4 separate regions of the Homo sapiens genome follow, and all the other regions are linked to region 2. The links are chromatin contacts, found by Hi-C or POLR2A ChIA-PET in ENCODE. All regions are on one chromosome and are shown on one strand. The core of a region is the stretch at or near the end of the contact, and the rest is flanking DNA. Distances in the headings are between cores, read along the strand shown.

Evidence for each region. A loop is a pair of places that touch in the nucleus more often than their neighbours do. ChIA-PET counts read pairs that join two places held with the same protein, here RNA polymerase II (POLR2A). Pooled maps may share reads with other maps.
Region 1: a loop to region 2 is called in a pooled map, with 11 times the contacts of the local background. The contact joins the promoter of MTA2 here to the promoter of SF1 in region 2. A Hi-C loop is called at or near these places in 4 of 50 pooled maps. POLR2A ChIA-PET finds 5 or more read pairs at or near these places in 2 of 52 experiments (PC-3 and Panc1).
Region 3: a map of CD8-positive, alpha-beta T cell shows a loop between it and region 2 (17-fold over the local background). The contact joins the promoter of EEF1G here to the promoter of SF1 in region 2. A Hi-C loop is called at or near these places in 1 of 168 maps with a recorded cell type or tissue (CD8-positive, alpha-beta T cell) and 2 of 50 pooled maps. POLR2A ChIA-PET finds 5 or more read pairs at or near these places in 1 of 52 experiments (activated B cell).
Region 4: a loop to region 2 is called in a map with no recorded cell type, with 5 times the contacts of the local background. The contact joins the promoter of RPS6KB2 here to the promoter of SF1 in region 2. A Hi-C loop is called at or near these places in 1 of 37 single-sample maps with no recorded cell type and 1 of 50 pooled maps. POLR2A ChIA-PET finds 5 or more read pairs at or near these places in 1 of 52 experiments (CD4-positive, alpha-beta T cell).

What each region holds. Positions count from the first base shown.
Region 1 is chr11:62,600,161-62,603,419 of GRCh38, reverse strand. It overlaps MTA2 (metastasis associated 1 family member 2), which reads left to right and starts at 1,555. Exons shown (of 18, transcript NM_004739.4): 1 at 1,555-1,997; 2 at 2,731-2,798; 3 at 3,161-3,254. The coding sequence starts at 1,970. It overlaps EML3 (EMAP like 3), which reads left to right. Exons shown (of 22, transcript NM_153265.3): 20 at 173-271; 21 at 531-661; 22 at 742-1,202. The coding sequence ends at 945. RefSeq lists enhancers at 1-551, 1,060-1,109, 2,490-2,539, 1,974-2,684 and silencers at 1,860-1,909, 1,980-2,079, 2,160-2,239.
Region 2 is chr11:64,776,897-64,780,216 of GRCh38, reverse strand. It overlaps SF1 (splicing factor 1), which reads left to right and starts at 1,675. Exons shown (of 13, transcript NM_004630.4): 1 at 1,675-1,855. The coding sequence starts at 1,825. RefSeq lists enhancers at 1,211-1,320, 1,297-1,898 and silencers at 1,561-1,960, 2,221-2,530.
Region 3 is chr11:62,572,604-62,575,945 of GRCh38, reverse strand. It overlaps EEF1G (eukaryotic translation elongation factor 1 gamma), which reads left to right and starts at 2,055. Exons shown (of 10, transcript NM_001404.5): 1 at 2,055-2,115; 2 at 3,204-3,342. The coding sequence starts at 2,104. TUT1 (terminal uridylyl transferase 1, U6 snRNA-specific) reads left to right here. Exons shown (of 9, transcript NM_022830.3): 9 at 1-894. The coding sequence ends at 852. RefSeq lists enhancers at 8-969, 1,127-1,186, 970-1,931, 1,887-2,086.
Region 4 is chr11:67,426,667-67,429,743 of GRCh38, reverse strand. It overlaps RPS6KB2 (ribosomal protein S6 kinase B2), which reads right to left and starts at 1,250. Exons shown (of 15, transcript NM_003952.3): 1 at 1,121-1,250; 2 at 722-762; 3 at 504-624; 4 at 149-217. The coding sequence starts at 1,198. RefSeq lists enhancers at 5-772, 1,207-1,456, 773-1,540, 1,557-1,706.

The DNA.
Region 1 (3,259 bases), core at 306-2,805, 2.2 Mb after region 2:
GACAGGACGCACACAGGGTGGGTTTCACAGGGGGAGGAGGTGATGCTACTACGGTGACCAGATCACATGCCATCGCCGGGTTTCATGCCAGTCTTTCCAGTCTGGCTTTCCCTGGCATCTTCCCTACTGAGGGCAGGGTGAGAGCTGAGCTGGGCGGGCTCCCTCTCCCCAGGGGACGTGGCTGGAGGCTGCAAGCAGCTGAAGAATCGCTATGAGAGCCGAGACCGGGAATGGGCTACCTACACCTGTGTGCTGGGCTTTCACGTCTACGGTGAGCAGGGGCGTGGAAACCTGCTGGAAGGGTGGGGGACAAGGTGGAGCCCAGTTTGGGCTTGGAACGCTGGGCGTGTGTCGTTGGGTGAGAGTCCAGAAACCTGAAGATCCAGCCCAGGAGGCCCCTCGGGACCGGGAAGGCTTGCCTGGAACGCGGCAGTGGGTGGCCGCGGCTGCCGGAGCGCCTGAAATGGTGTAGCTCTGGGCCGTGGGTGGCGGTGGGTAGGAGGTCGGGCTGAGGCCGGCCGCTGTGCTAGGCGTCTGGCCGGACGGCTCCGATGGGACCGACATCAACTCCCTGTGCCGCTCCCACAACGAGCGCGTGGTGGCGGTGGCCGACGACTTCTGCAAAGTGCATCTCTTCCAGTACCCGTGCGCTCGTGCCAAGGTGAGGCCGCGGGGATCGCCGGGGTGGGACCGGTGGGCCCGAGGGCTCAGCCGCCACCGCAACTCTTCCCTCCGGCCCAGGCGCCGAGCCGCATGTACGGGGGCCACGGCAGCCACGTGACCAGCGTCCGATTCACGCACGACGACTCGCACCTCGTCTCGCTGGGCGGCAAGGACGCCAGCATCTTCCAGTGGCGAGTGCTGGGCGCTGGGGGCGCGGGGCCGGCGCCCGCCACGCCCTCTCGAACCCCCTCCCTGTCCCCCGCCTCCTCCCTCGACGTTTGATCGCTGCCTGGCGGGACCGACTGGCCCGGCGGCGTGGCCCCGCCCCGCCCTGCCCTTCCCTGGCCCAATCCCCCACGACTAGGGGCCGACTCTTTCCTGGACTGACTTCGAGACATTCCCGATCGCGCATTTTCCTGGAGGGCGCGAACGGCGCCCCTGCACACACTGTTTAGACCCGCTGGCTGAGCCGGGCAGCCCCAGCCTAGGCCTTGACTCCCGCTGCCTGCTGAGGGGCAATAAACCAGAACCAAAGTCGCCTCCCGGTGCTTTTGTGGGGCGCTGCCGGGCGCCTCCGGGGCTCTGTGGGGTGGGGACGAAGGAAAAGAGGCGTGCGGAAAGGGTAAGGGAGCGTAGACCATTTATGCAAATGACAGGCAAAGCCGCTTGCAAATAACCTGGCGAAGCGCTAAGGCGCGCGAGTCTTTGGGGCGCGAGGAGGAGCTGCAGGGCTCCAGCGAGGACAGAGTTAAGCCCGACTCCTCTCCCGCCCTCGGAAAAGGGGGTGGGGCCGAGCTGCGACGGAAATAGCCGAGCGGTTGCCCGACAGGAGCCGAACTTCTTCCGGAAGTAGCCGATCTGCGGGGTCTCGCTCTCCGACCTGAGCCGAGCAGTGGGCCTTGTTCTCCGGATCGGCCGAAGGTGTTCCGGAAGGAGGCGAACCCTGAGGCGGGCCCGGCAAGCCTTCCCTGCGGCCGGCAGAGCCCAACGACTAGTGGGACTCCGCGGGGGCGGGGGTAGCTGGAGCCTGGCTCTGGCCTGGCAGGAGCCGAGCTCGTTCCGGAAGAAGCCGAGCGGACGGGGGCCAGCCTCAGCGTCCCGGGAGTGAGGCGATAGCTGCGGCGGCGACAGCGCGGGCCGGGATGAACCGCGACGGCTGAGGCAGCGGAGGTGCCGGCTGCGCGGGCCCCAGTGAGACTCCCTCGAAGCGGCAGCCCACCGTTCGGGGCTTTGCCTCGAGCCGAGCCCTGCCCCCGCGAGCCTCCCGGACCCCTTTGTGCGGCCGGAGGCGGCGGCGGGAACGGCCATGGCGGCCAACATGTACCGGGTGGGAGGTGAGTACCGGGCGCAGGGATACGGGGCCCGGGGCGGGAGAGGTTGGGGTAGGGACCTGAGGGGCTCGGCACCGGGTGGCGCGAGGCGCAGCGTATGGGGCAGCGTGGACCGGAGCGCGGACCGGAACCGGAACCGGGAGACGAGGAGAGAGGGTGCGGGGAACCGCGACGCGGCAGGGCTCCGAGACTCCCAGAGAGAAGCTGCGGGCAGCCCCGACGGCACTTTCGGGGCTGCGTCAGGGGCTCCCCGGGGCACGGAGTGGCCTTCGGAACCGGTTCCGAAGGAGCTGACAGGGTAGGGAGGGAACGCGAGGGGCTGGGGCGACGGCTTTGCCACCGCGGGGGAGCCGCCCGGAGGTTTCCTCTTCCCAGGCGTTATTGTGCGCCTCGATTCGAAAAGGTAGGGGCCCTGCGCTAGAGCGGACAATTACTTCGCCGCGACTGGGGTGCAACTCATCGCTGAGTTGTGGGGACTGCAGGGGAACCCCTGCTTCTTGCCTGTTCCTTAAGGCTCTCTTTTGAGTAAAGGATCTAATTTTAGAACTAGGTGCGGTGGGGATGGGGGACATCCTTATTTTCTCTTAGTCTGTCCACTTTCACATCTCAGCGCCCTTTCTACCTGAATCCTTATCTCCTTTTGATCCACTCAGGCCAACTTTCTCTCCTACCCTGGTGCTCTGCGTCTCCCATCTCCTCTGATCTTCGTGGTTCTCCCCCCTCCCTTCCCTTACAGATTACGTCTATTTTGAGAACTCTTCCAGCAATCCTTACCTGGTTAGACGGATTGAGGAGCTCAACAAGGTGAGTGGAGCAGAATCCCTCTCCCTCCCTCCCGCAGTGGTCTCTTCTGAGGTTTCTAACTTCTGGTGGAAGAGAGGATCCTATACTAAGTACCCATTCATATTCGTTCATTCATTCATTGGATGTATTCAGGAAAGGCTATTGAGAGGTTAGCAGGAACTTTACTATTCTGTCTCTTGGGGGCAAAGGAAAGGGATTTGGAAGTCTATCCTTGAATGTAAGTCTTTACTCATATTTTCTTGGGCTTTTTAATTTAGGTCCCTCTGAAACTTACTGTTATTTGTCTCTTTGTGCATTTCTGTTCCCAGATGATCAATTTCCACTGCTACGTTGTTTTGTTTTTGTTTTTTTCCTCCCCTTAGACTGCAAATGGAAATGTGGAGGCAAAGGTTGTCTGTCTTTTCCGGCGCAGGGACATTTCTAGTAGCCTCAACAGCCTGGCTGATAGTAATGCCAGTGAG
Region 2 (3,320 bases), core at 426-2,925:
CTTTTCCTGATTGAAATAAAATACTACATTTGTGGTATTTCCGGATTCTGTTGCACTAATGTGTCTTTCCTACCAACAATATCATATTGTTTTATTATTGTGGTTTTTTGTTTTTGAGACGGAGTCTCATGCTGTTGCCCAGGCTGGAGTACAGTGGTGCGATCTCAGCTCACTACACCTCCGCCTCCTGGGTTCAAGCAATTCTCCTGCCTCAGCCTCCTGAGAAGCTGGGATTATAGGCGTCTGCCACCACGCTCGGCTAATTTTTGTACTTTTAGTAGAGACGGGGGTTTCACCGTGTTGGTCAGGTTGGTCTCGAACTCCTGACCTCAGGTGATCCCCCCGCCTTGGCCTCCCAGTGCCTTGGCACTGGCCTATTGTGTTTTATATACTATGTTTGTCATCTGGAAAGGCAAGCTCCTGCTCCGTCTTGTAAAGTTTTCCCAGTACTGTAGTAGTTATTTTTATTTTTATTTTTGACAGTCTCGCTCTGTCACCCAGGCTGAAGTGCAGTGGCCCCATCTCGGCTCACTGCAACCTCCGCCTCCCGGGTTCAAGCGATTCTCTTGCCTCATCCTCCTGGGAAGCTGGGATTGCAGGAGTGCACCACTACACCCAACTAATTTTTGTATTTTTCGTAGAGACGGGGTTTCGCCATGTTGGTCAGGCTGGTCTCGACCTTCTGACCTTGTGATTCGCCCGCCTCGGCCTGTCAAAGTGCTGGGATTACAGGCGTGAGCCACCGCGCCCGGCCGTAGTTATTGTTTTATACGATTTTAAGATCATTTAATTAAATCCTCTGAACTCCGTGGAGATTCCAATAGAAGTGTGTATTTGTAATTTTTGAACTGACAACCTTCTGTTACCTTTCATCTAATATGTTGTTGCATCAGTTCAAATACTGTTTTAAATCCTTCGATAAGTCGTCTCTATTCGTAGCTTTTTGGGTCACTTTTTTTTTTTTTTTTTTTTTCCAAAAAAACAGGAAGTCTTTTTACCTGCAGCGTCAACTGAGCCGGTTTTCCGGCGCGCGCCAGCCCCTCCCCTGCTCCCGCCCCAAGGTTCTGCGTTACCATGGGAACAAAGGTTGACGTCACTTAGGGCTTCCTTGCTGGACCCAAGGGTCGATGGTGAAGGGAGACGGGTGGAGAGGCGGTTTTGCTCCATCTACGCATGCGCACTTCCTGCTCCAGGACTCCCCCGCCGTAAATCTCGTTCCGGCTGGGCCTTTTCCGCCGCGACTCTCGCTTAATCCCGGAGAAACTGCCCCCTGGGGGAGGGGAGTAGAAAAAGGCTGGAACCAGCGACAGCCAATCCCGCGACACTACAACGCAGGCGAGATTGATTGAGTCCACCACCGCAGCCAATGAGAGAGCTCGCCGTCGCTCCGTCATAGAGTTCGCCCCACCCCATCCCCTCCTTTCTGGACTCGGAGCTCAGTTCACGCAGTAACAAATGAAGTGCGCGCTGCGACACCTCCCAGCCCACCGAACTCCGCCGCCATTTCCTCGCTTGGCCTAACGGTTCGGCCAATCCCAGCGCGCATCAAGAAGGACTGAGGCTCCGCCAATCGGAGGCCGCCGATTTCGACCCTTCGCCTCGGCCCGGCCCAATCCAGGCCCCGGCCCCGCCGCCCCCGGCCCGCCCCCGCGGTGCCCTCTCTCCTCCCTCTTTGTGCGTCTCGCGCCGCCGCCGCCCGCCGCGTGAGAGGACGGGCTCCGCGCGCTCCGGCAGCGCATTCGGGTCCCCTCCCCCCGGGAGGCTTGCGAAGGAGAAGCCGCCGCAGAGGAAAAGCAGGTGCCGGTGCCTGTCCCCGGGGGCGCCATGGCGACCGGAGCGAACGCCACGCCGTTGGGTAAGCTGGGCCCCCCCGGGCTGCCCCCGCTCCCCGGGCCCAAAGGAGGCTTCGAGCCGGGCCCTCCGCCTGCACCCGGGCCTGGGGCGGGGCTGCTGGCTCCCGGGCCGCCGCCGCCCCCGCCCGTGGGCTCGATGGGGGCCCTGACCGCGGCCTTCCCCTTCGCGGCGCTGCCTCCGCCGCCTCCGCCGCCGCCCCCTCCGCCTCCCCAGCAGCCGCCGCCGCCTCCACCGCCACCGTCCCCCGGCGCCTCGTACCCGCCGCCGCAGCCGCCCCCTCCGCCGCCGCTCTACCAGCGCGTGTCGCCGCCGCAGCCGCCGCCACCCCAGCCGCCGCGTAAGGACCAGCAGCCGGGCCCGGCCGGCGGCGGAGGAGGTGAGTCGGGCCGAGAGAGCGCGAGAGGCGTCGCGCGGACGGGCCCGGCCGCCTGAGGGGCGCGCGGCGGCGGCGACGGCGGCTGCACGCGGCAGGGGCGCGCGTGCGCGCACGGGGAGGCCCGGGCGGAGGCGCCCCTGGGCGCGCGCGGCCTGGTTCTAGGGCCTCGAGTGCGCACGCGCGCTGTGGGGGGAGGGCTGGGCGGGCGGGAGGCGCTCTGTGCGCAGACGCAGTGAGGTGGCCGGGCTGTGCGGCGCAACTGTATAGACTGGGGGCCCACTATTGCTGTCCAGTCCGCTGGTGTCGGGAACAGGGGTGGCGGGTGTTCAGCGCTGGACGGGGTGCTAGCTGTGAATGCCAGCAGGGCGTGAAAGCCTCACCTGATGACGTGCAGCGACTCCCTTCTGGTCTTGAGGAACCAGAATGGGAACCGTACCAAGGATAGCTCCTCTGCTTCTACAGCAAGGCAGGGTTTTCATCCGGGAGAGGTTGGCATGCTTCAGATGATGGTTGGGTCTGATCTTTCTTGGTCTCTTTTGGGGAGAGAATTTTAGTTTGTTTTTTTTTTTAAATCTGTTCAGTATGTTTAGATCTCAGTCTGATCGGCTGCCCTGTCGCTTTGTTTTAAAAAGCTTTTCCCTCTGATCCTGTACCCCTTGGGAAATAGAAGGACTCTTTTGTGGCAAATGTAGGGAGTTTCTGCCTATGTACGGGGAAAGGAGAACTTGGCTGCTATTGTATAGGTTGTTGAATTTTTGATAGATCCTTTTAAGAGTTCAGACCCTCAGTGTCCAACTGGCCAGGAAAACTGAATGCTGATCTTGGCTAAACTTATGAAGACAAAGGTGATCTTGTTGAAGAATTGGGCTTTTCCCACTTGGTAGGGTGTAACTAGGTTTAGTTGTGGTCCGGCCTCTCGTACAAAAGTGACTGGTGAGGGGAGTGGAGGTGGGTGGAGCCCCCAGTCCCATCAGGACTGCTTTACAAATCTATGATTCTTCAGTGTATTTTTGTCTCCCCTGGGGATTTCAGAGCACTCATGGTTGATGTAGTATCTATCTAACACTCTCTGCAGCCATATGCATTAAGA
Region 3 (3,342 bases), core at 806-3,305, 2.2 Mb after region 2:
CTCCCTCTTCTGCAGCCCAGCTCCCCCAGCTCCCTGCTCTCTGCTACGCCGATCCCTTTACCCCTTGCACCCTTCACCCAGCTCACTGCTGCCCTGGTGCAGGTATTCAGGGAAGCACTGGGGTGCCATATAGAACAGGCAACCAAGAGAACGCGGTCAGAAGGAGGTGGAACTGGGGAGTCCTCTCAGGGAGGGACAAGCAAAAGACTCAAAGTAGATGGACAGAAAAACTGCTGTGAGGAGGGGAAAGAGGAGCAGCAGGGATGTGCAGGGGACGGTGGGGAAGACAGGGTAGAAGAGATGGTTATAGAGGTTGGAGAGATGGTGCAGGACTGGGCCATGCAGAGCCCTGGGCAGCCAGGGGACCTGCCCCTGACCACTGGAAAGCATGGAGCCCCTGGAGAAGAGGGGCAGCCCAGCCACGCAGCCCTGGCAGAGCGGGGGCCCAAGGGACATGAGGCAGCCCAAGAATGGTCTCAGGGTGAGGCAGGGAAGGGGGCATCCCTGCCCTCCTCAGCGAGCTGGCGCTGTGCCTTGTGGCACCGAGTGTGGCAAGGGCGGCGGCGAGCCCGTAGACGCTTGCAGCAGCAAACCAAGGAGGGAGCTGGAGGTGGCGCTGGCACAAGAGCAGGGTGGCTGGCGACTGAGGCTCAGGTCACCCAGGAGCTGAAAGGACTGAGTGGTGGCGAAGAGAGGCCAGAAACTGAGCCCCTGCTGAGCTTTGTGGCGTCTGTCTCCCCGGCTGACCGAATGCTCACTGTGACCCCGCTCCAGGATCCCCAAGGCCTGTTCCCTGATCTCCATCATTTCTTACAGGTTTTCCTCCCTCAAGCAATTCGACATCTCAAGTGAAGACATGGCCCCTGAAGGGCAATAAAGCTGCTAGTTTATTAATACAGTCTCCCGTTTCCTTTCATTTCCATCTGGTCATAATCCCCCTTCCCCTCCCCCAGAACTTCCTGCAGCTGCTCCCGTCTGACCCCGAACATGGGTCTCTCCCTGTTGCTCTCCACCCCACCAGCTTCTCCTTCCTACAGTTCGCACAGCTCGAGGGGAGTGCGGGGGCAGCACCGCGCGTGGCACCTGGCACCCGCGCAGAGTTCCTGAATGGCAGAGCGGTGGGTGGCTCCAGCAGTACTGAGAAGAGCCAGGTTTGCCTCCACATTCTTCCTGTCGCCTCAGATTTATGCGCACAAGGACGGAGATTTGCGTTCAGCGTTCTTCATTCTCTCCTTTAAACGAGGAGAGTTCATCCCGTTCTTAAACTGGGTAAGAGATTTCAAACCTGAACATGGGTCAAAAGCCATGAACATCAGAAGCGACGATGTCAGGTCTTCCAGCGTCAGCCCCTCCAGGGGCCGAGTCCGGAGGAGGTGGGAGGGACAGGGCGCGTTCTCCCTCATGTCCCTGCCCTGCTTCGGGCCGGAGGGCCGGTGCCCTGCTCGCAGTAACAGCACCCTGGAGCTGTCAGGGGTTGGATGTGAGCAAACCTCACTTTGGCAGGCGGGTTCAGACCGGGGCCCCTGTTAGACGCTCATCCCTTTCTGGAGGAAAAGCAGAGCAGGAACTAAAGGGATTTAGCACACACACTGCCACCTCCGCGCAGCAGCTGTTCCTCGCTCCCATGAGTTTCATAGAATCATGTGAGGGGCTTGGCAAAATCTACCATCAAGTCACTTGTCCCTGGGAGGGCCAGAGAGGGACGCCCCCAGTAGCACTGGCCGCGCCGGGCCAACAACCGCGCCACGTAGCCAAGAACTCGCGGCTTTTCCAGCGGGTTCTCACAACTTCCCCGCCCTCCACGCTGTCTACCTCCACGTCTAGACTCCGATTGGCCCGCTGCACCTGGGGGGCGGGCCAGTCAAGAGCTCCAATGCGCAGGCCCGAGCTTTTTCCGCGCTGGCCAGCAGGCCCCACCCACCCAGTTCTTTTTCCAATTCAGCGCCACTGGATACCGAACTGTCGTACGTATGTCTTCTGTTTCGTCCTCGCTTTCCGGCTGCTGTTTCTCCACGGCTCTCCTCTTTCCCCCTCCCTTCTCTCCCGGGCGGCTTACTTTGCGGCAGCGCCGAGAACCCCACCCCCTTTCTTTGCGGAATCACCATGGCGGCTGGGGTAAGTTTGCTGGCTCTGGTGGTTCGGGTCATCCTATCCACCGCCATCCTTTGCCCGAGTGGGGCCAGTCGGCGCCAGAGGAGTTCTGAGGTTGAGTGGGGAACTGATTCGGGGGTCTACAGACTGTACTGCTGGAGAGTAGGGTTCCTAGGGCCTGGAGGGGAACTGAGGCTGGGGCTCTCGGAGGCCAGAGGTGGAAGGGTCTGGGGAAGAGGAGAAAAGAGATGCCGGGTCTGGGCCGTCCGAAGCCTGAGAAAGGGGTTCGGCTCTGTTGCCGCTTTGAGGCGTGGTATCTGGGCAGGTTGACGAACTTCTGTGTCCGTTTTGTGGAGTAACACAGGGGACAGGTTGAAGAGGAGGGTCTTTGTAGGCAGGTCCGGCTGGCACGGTTAAAGGTCGTCTCTCAGGGAGGTTTGGGAGCGAGAGGATTCTCCGGACAGTGAAGTCAGACCAATTGGACTCCGCTGGCCGGCATAATAGAGAAGCCCAACGCCGGGGAACTCGCTGCGGGACAGGACCGGAGGGATGATATTCGCGACACGGAAAGAAAGGCTTTTTGAGAGAGAGGAGTTGATTTAAGAAGACGGCATGCCATCCCCTATCTCTGGCTAGTCTGAGGGGAACTAGAAATCTCTCGATCGTCGTGCGTGCCTTAGAGACAGGACGATGCTTTTGAAGCGGTGAGCAGCTGAGCAGTAGAGTAGGCAGGCGCTCGGAACCATCAATGAATGAAGCGAGGGCTCCGGGAAGGGAGGAGAGTATGTTTGTAGGCAGATGGAGTCTGATGGAGCTAGAAGTTCTGGATTTCTTGGAGATAGATTTGAGAGGAAGAGAATACTTCCAGAGGTGTCCTTAGGGAAGGTCAAATCTGTCAACAAGCTTTATTTAGCAGTTGGTGTGTAGTTCTGTTCTTGGTATTTCGGAGGATTCTGATTACATATGACAAGTACTAAAGGACTTGGTTCACCAGAGGAAGTAAAAGGGTGAGTTGAATACATTGGGATTATTCAGGAAAGTCATCCTGGAGAGTGGCATTAAGGACTGGGACCCTTCTACTCATTAATTTTGTCCCTCTCTTTCTCCCATAGACCCTGTACACGTATCCTGAAAACTGGAGGGCCTTCAAGGCTCTCATCGCTGCTCAGTACAGCGGGGCTCAGGTCCGCGTGCTCTCCGCACCACCCCACTTCCATTTTGGCCAAACCAACCGCACCCCTGAATTTCTCC
Region 4 (3,077 bases), core at 1-2,500, 2.6 Mb before region 2:
ACAATACACATCACAACAGACAATAAACCAGCAAACGCCAAAGTCAGGGATCCTCCTCCACTGTGTTCCCTGCTGTCTTCCCAAAGCCTGGTACAGCATGTTGGGAATGGCAGCCACACAGTATTCGTTGGCTGAACGAGTGACTCACCTTCCTTAGGACTTTCATGGCATATATTTTGCCCAAGTTGGTGCCTTGCACCTTTCGCACCTGGAACACCTGTAGGGCAGGGGAGACAGGATCAACTTCCCTCTCCACATCCTATCTTCAAGAAGCCCCACCCTGAAGCTCTGGCTTTGGGATCAGGAGGCCTAGGCCCTGCCAAGGGTGGGGCAGTGAAGATTTCAAGTCCGATTGGAGAGGATTTGGCCTTCCCTCCTTTATGTTTCTGGCTCTGAATCCCATTAGAGGCCCTGCTGATTCACAAGTCTAATTTGTTTTGAGAACCCTTTGCTGCCTCCAGATGGAGGCTGTGAGGCCAGGAGGAGGGTGCGCCCGCCCCTACCTTGCCATAGCCCCCCTTGCCCAGCACACGCAGCAGCTCAAAGCAGTGGGGCCCGATGCGCTCTGGGCCAACGTTCACGCTGGTCTCAGTCAGCTCCACCTCTTCATAGTGTCCCACAGGCCTACGGACACAAGGAGTTAATGAGGACAAGGCTCCAGTGCTCCCCAGTTCCCCTTCCCCACTCCATTCCCCCCTCCCCCAACACGACCCTCACTCACTCTAGGCCAGCTGCCCTCAACTCGGCAAGGGGACATGCGTCCTGTGAGAAACCGAGGGGTAAGAGCCAAGGAAGGTGCCAGGATACCTCCCCGCTCCCGTTCAGGTTGGACTGCGTGGCCCAGGAGAGAAGGGTGTCAGGGATGGCAGCTAGTAGGGGATGGGTAAGAATTGGGAAGAAACCGAAGGCAGGAAAGGGAGAATCGGGAGAAAAGGCTGGGGTTCTGGAAGAGAGGTCGGGGTGAGGGTGGGATCAGAACTTAATAGAGACCGGGATCTGAGAAGGATCTGGGTCTGCAAAGAGTCGGAGCCCGCTCTGGGCGTGCGGAGCCGCCGCTCCGGCCTCGGCTGGGTGACAGGATCGGCTCCAGGATCCAGTCGCGCCAGGGCAGGGCACTCACCGCGGGGCTGAGCTCTGGCTCGCCCTCGCCCTCGCTGCCTTCCTCCGTCTCCAAATCCAAATCAAACACGGCCGCCATGGCGGCGCCGGCCCCGCGGGCCCGTCGGCCCGTACCTGGCCGCGCACTGACTGACAGTCCCGGACCTAAACATCATCTCTCCGCGACGGCAGCTGCGCGCGCCGGTGACGCAAGGGATCTTACTCCCCCTCCGGAAAATCGCTTAGCCTGGTGGGGAACAAAGATGGCTTCCGTCGCAAGGCCTCTCGGGAATTGTAGTCCTAGAGTGGCGAGGCGCCTAGCCTTCAGCCTGCAGAATCCTTTCCGCAGGACCCTCGGTCTTCCCAGCAAGGCTTTCTGGGAGCCCGTTTTGGTTCTACGGTGTTTTGAGTTTGGATGGAGCAGGGTCGGAAGTGTATGCAGGTGTGAATGTAAATGCAATCCCCAGCCCTGTTGGAGACGGGTACTGCCAGGCCGGCTGCGTGATGAAAGGCAGGTCGCGTTGCTTTCGGTTCACTCCAGAAAGGGAGGCGGCTGCATCAGGGTCTCCTCAAAGTGCCTCTGGCTCGAGGACCCTGCAAATCGGAGCATTTACTGAGTGGCCAGCTCACTGCCAGGCTATGTTGCCAGGTTCCCGCCTTAAATAGGGTTTTGGGGGTCAGTGATAGACCTGTAAATATGGGATTTTGTTGGCGTTTACTCCCTTCTTAATTTAAGCACATTTAGGCACCTGGTACAGAATAGACACTTCAAAAAACGTTGTTGAGGCCGGACACGATGCCTCACGCCTGTAATCGTAGCACTTTGGGAAGCCAAGTTGGGAGGATCACTTGAGGCCAGGAGTTCAAGGTTACAGTGAGCTATGATGGTGCCACTGCACTCCAGGCTGGGTGACACAGTGAGATCCTGTCTCAAAAAAACAAACAGGCCGGAGGCGGTGGCTCACACCTGTAATCTCAACACTTTCGGAGGCCGAGGTGGGTGGATCACTTGAGGTCAGAAGTTGGAGACCAGCCTGGCCAACATGATGAAACTCTGCCTCTACTATAAATACAAAAAATTAGACGGGTGTGGTGGCGCGCACCTGTACTCCCAGATACTCGGGAGGTTGAGGCAGGAGAATCGCTTGAACTCGGGCGATAGAGGTTGCAGTGAGCCAAGATTGCACCACTGCGCTCCAGGCTGGGCGGCAGAGTGAGACCAAGTCTCAAACAGATAAAACCCGAAAACCTGGCTGGTCACGGTGGCTCACACCTGTAATCCCAGCACTTTGGGAGGCCGAGCCAGGCGGATCACCTGAGGTCGGGAGTTCAGGACCAGCCTGACCAACATGGAGAAACCCCGTCTCTACTAAAAACACAAAATTAGCTGGGCATGGTGGTGCATGCTTGTAATCCCAGCTACTCGGGAAGGCTGAGGCAGGCGAATCACTTGAACCTGGGAAGCGGAGGTTGCGGTGAGCCAAGATCATGCCATTGTACTCCAGCCTGGGCAACAAGAGCGAGACTCCATCTTAAAAAAAAAAAAAAAAAAAAAAAAAAAAAAAAAAAAAACTTTATGGTTTTTTTTTCTTTGTTTTGTTTAGTTTTTCAGACAGGATCTTACTCTGTCACCCAGGCTGGAGTACAGTGGCAAGATCGTGGCTCATTGCAGCCTTGACTTCTTGGGTTCCAGTGATTCTCCCACCTCAAATCCCAAGTAACTGGAATGACATAATCACATAATCTTTTTTCTTTTCTTTCTTTCTTTCTTTTTTTTTTTTTTTAGAGGGGAGGTCTTGTTTTGTTGCCCAGGAGGCTGGTCTTGAACTTCTGGACTCAAGTGATCCTCCTGCCTTGGCCTTCCAAAGTGCTGTGATTACAGGCATGAGCCACTACACCCAGCAAAAACCAAAAACGCTGTTGACAGAATGAACTTAGGCCAGGCAGGGTCGCTCATGCCTGCGATCCCAGCAATTTGG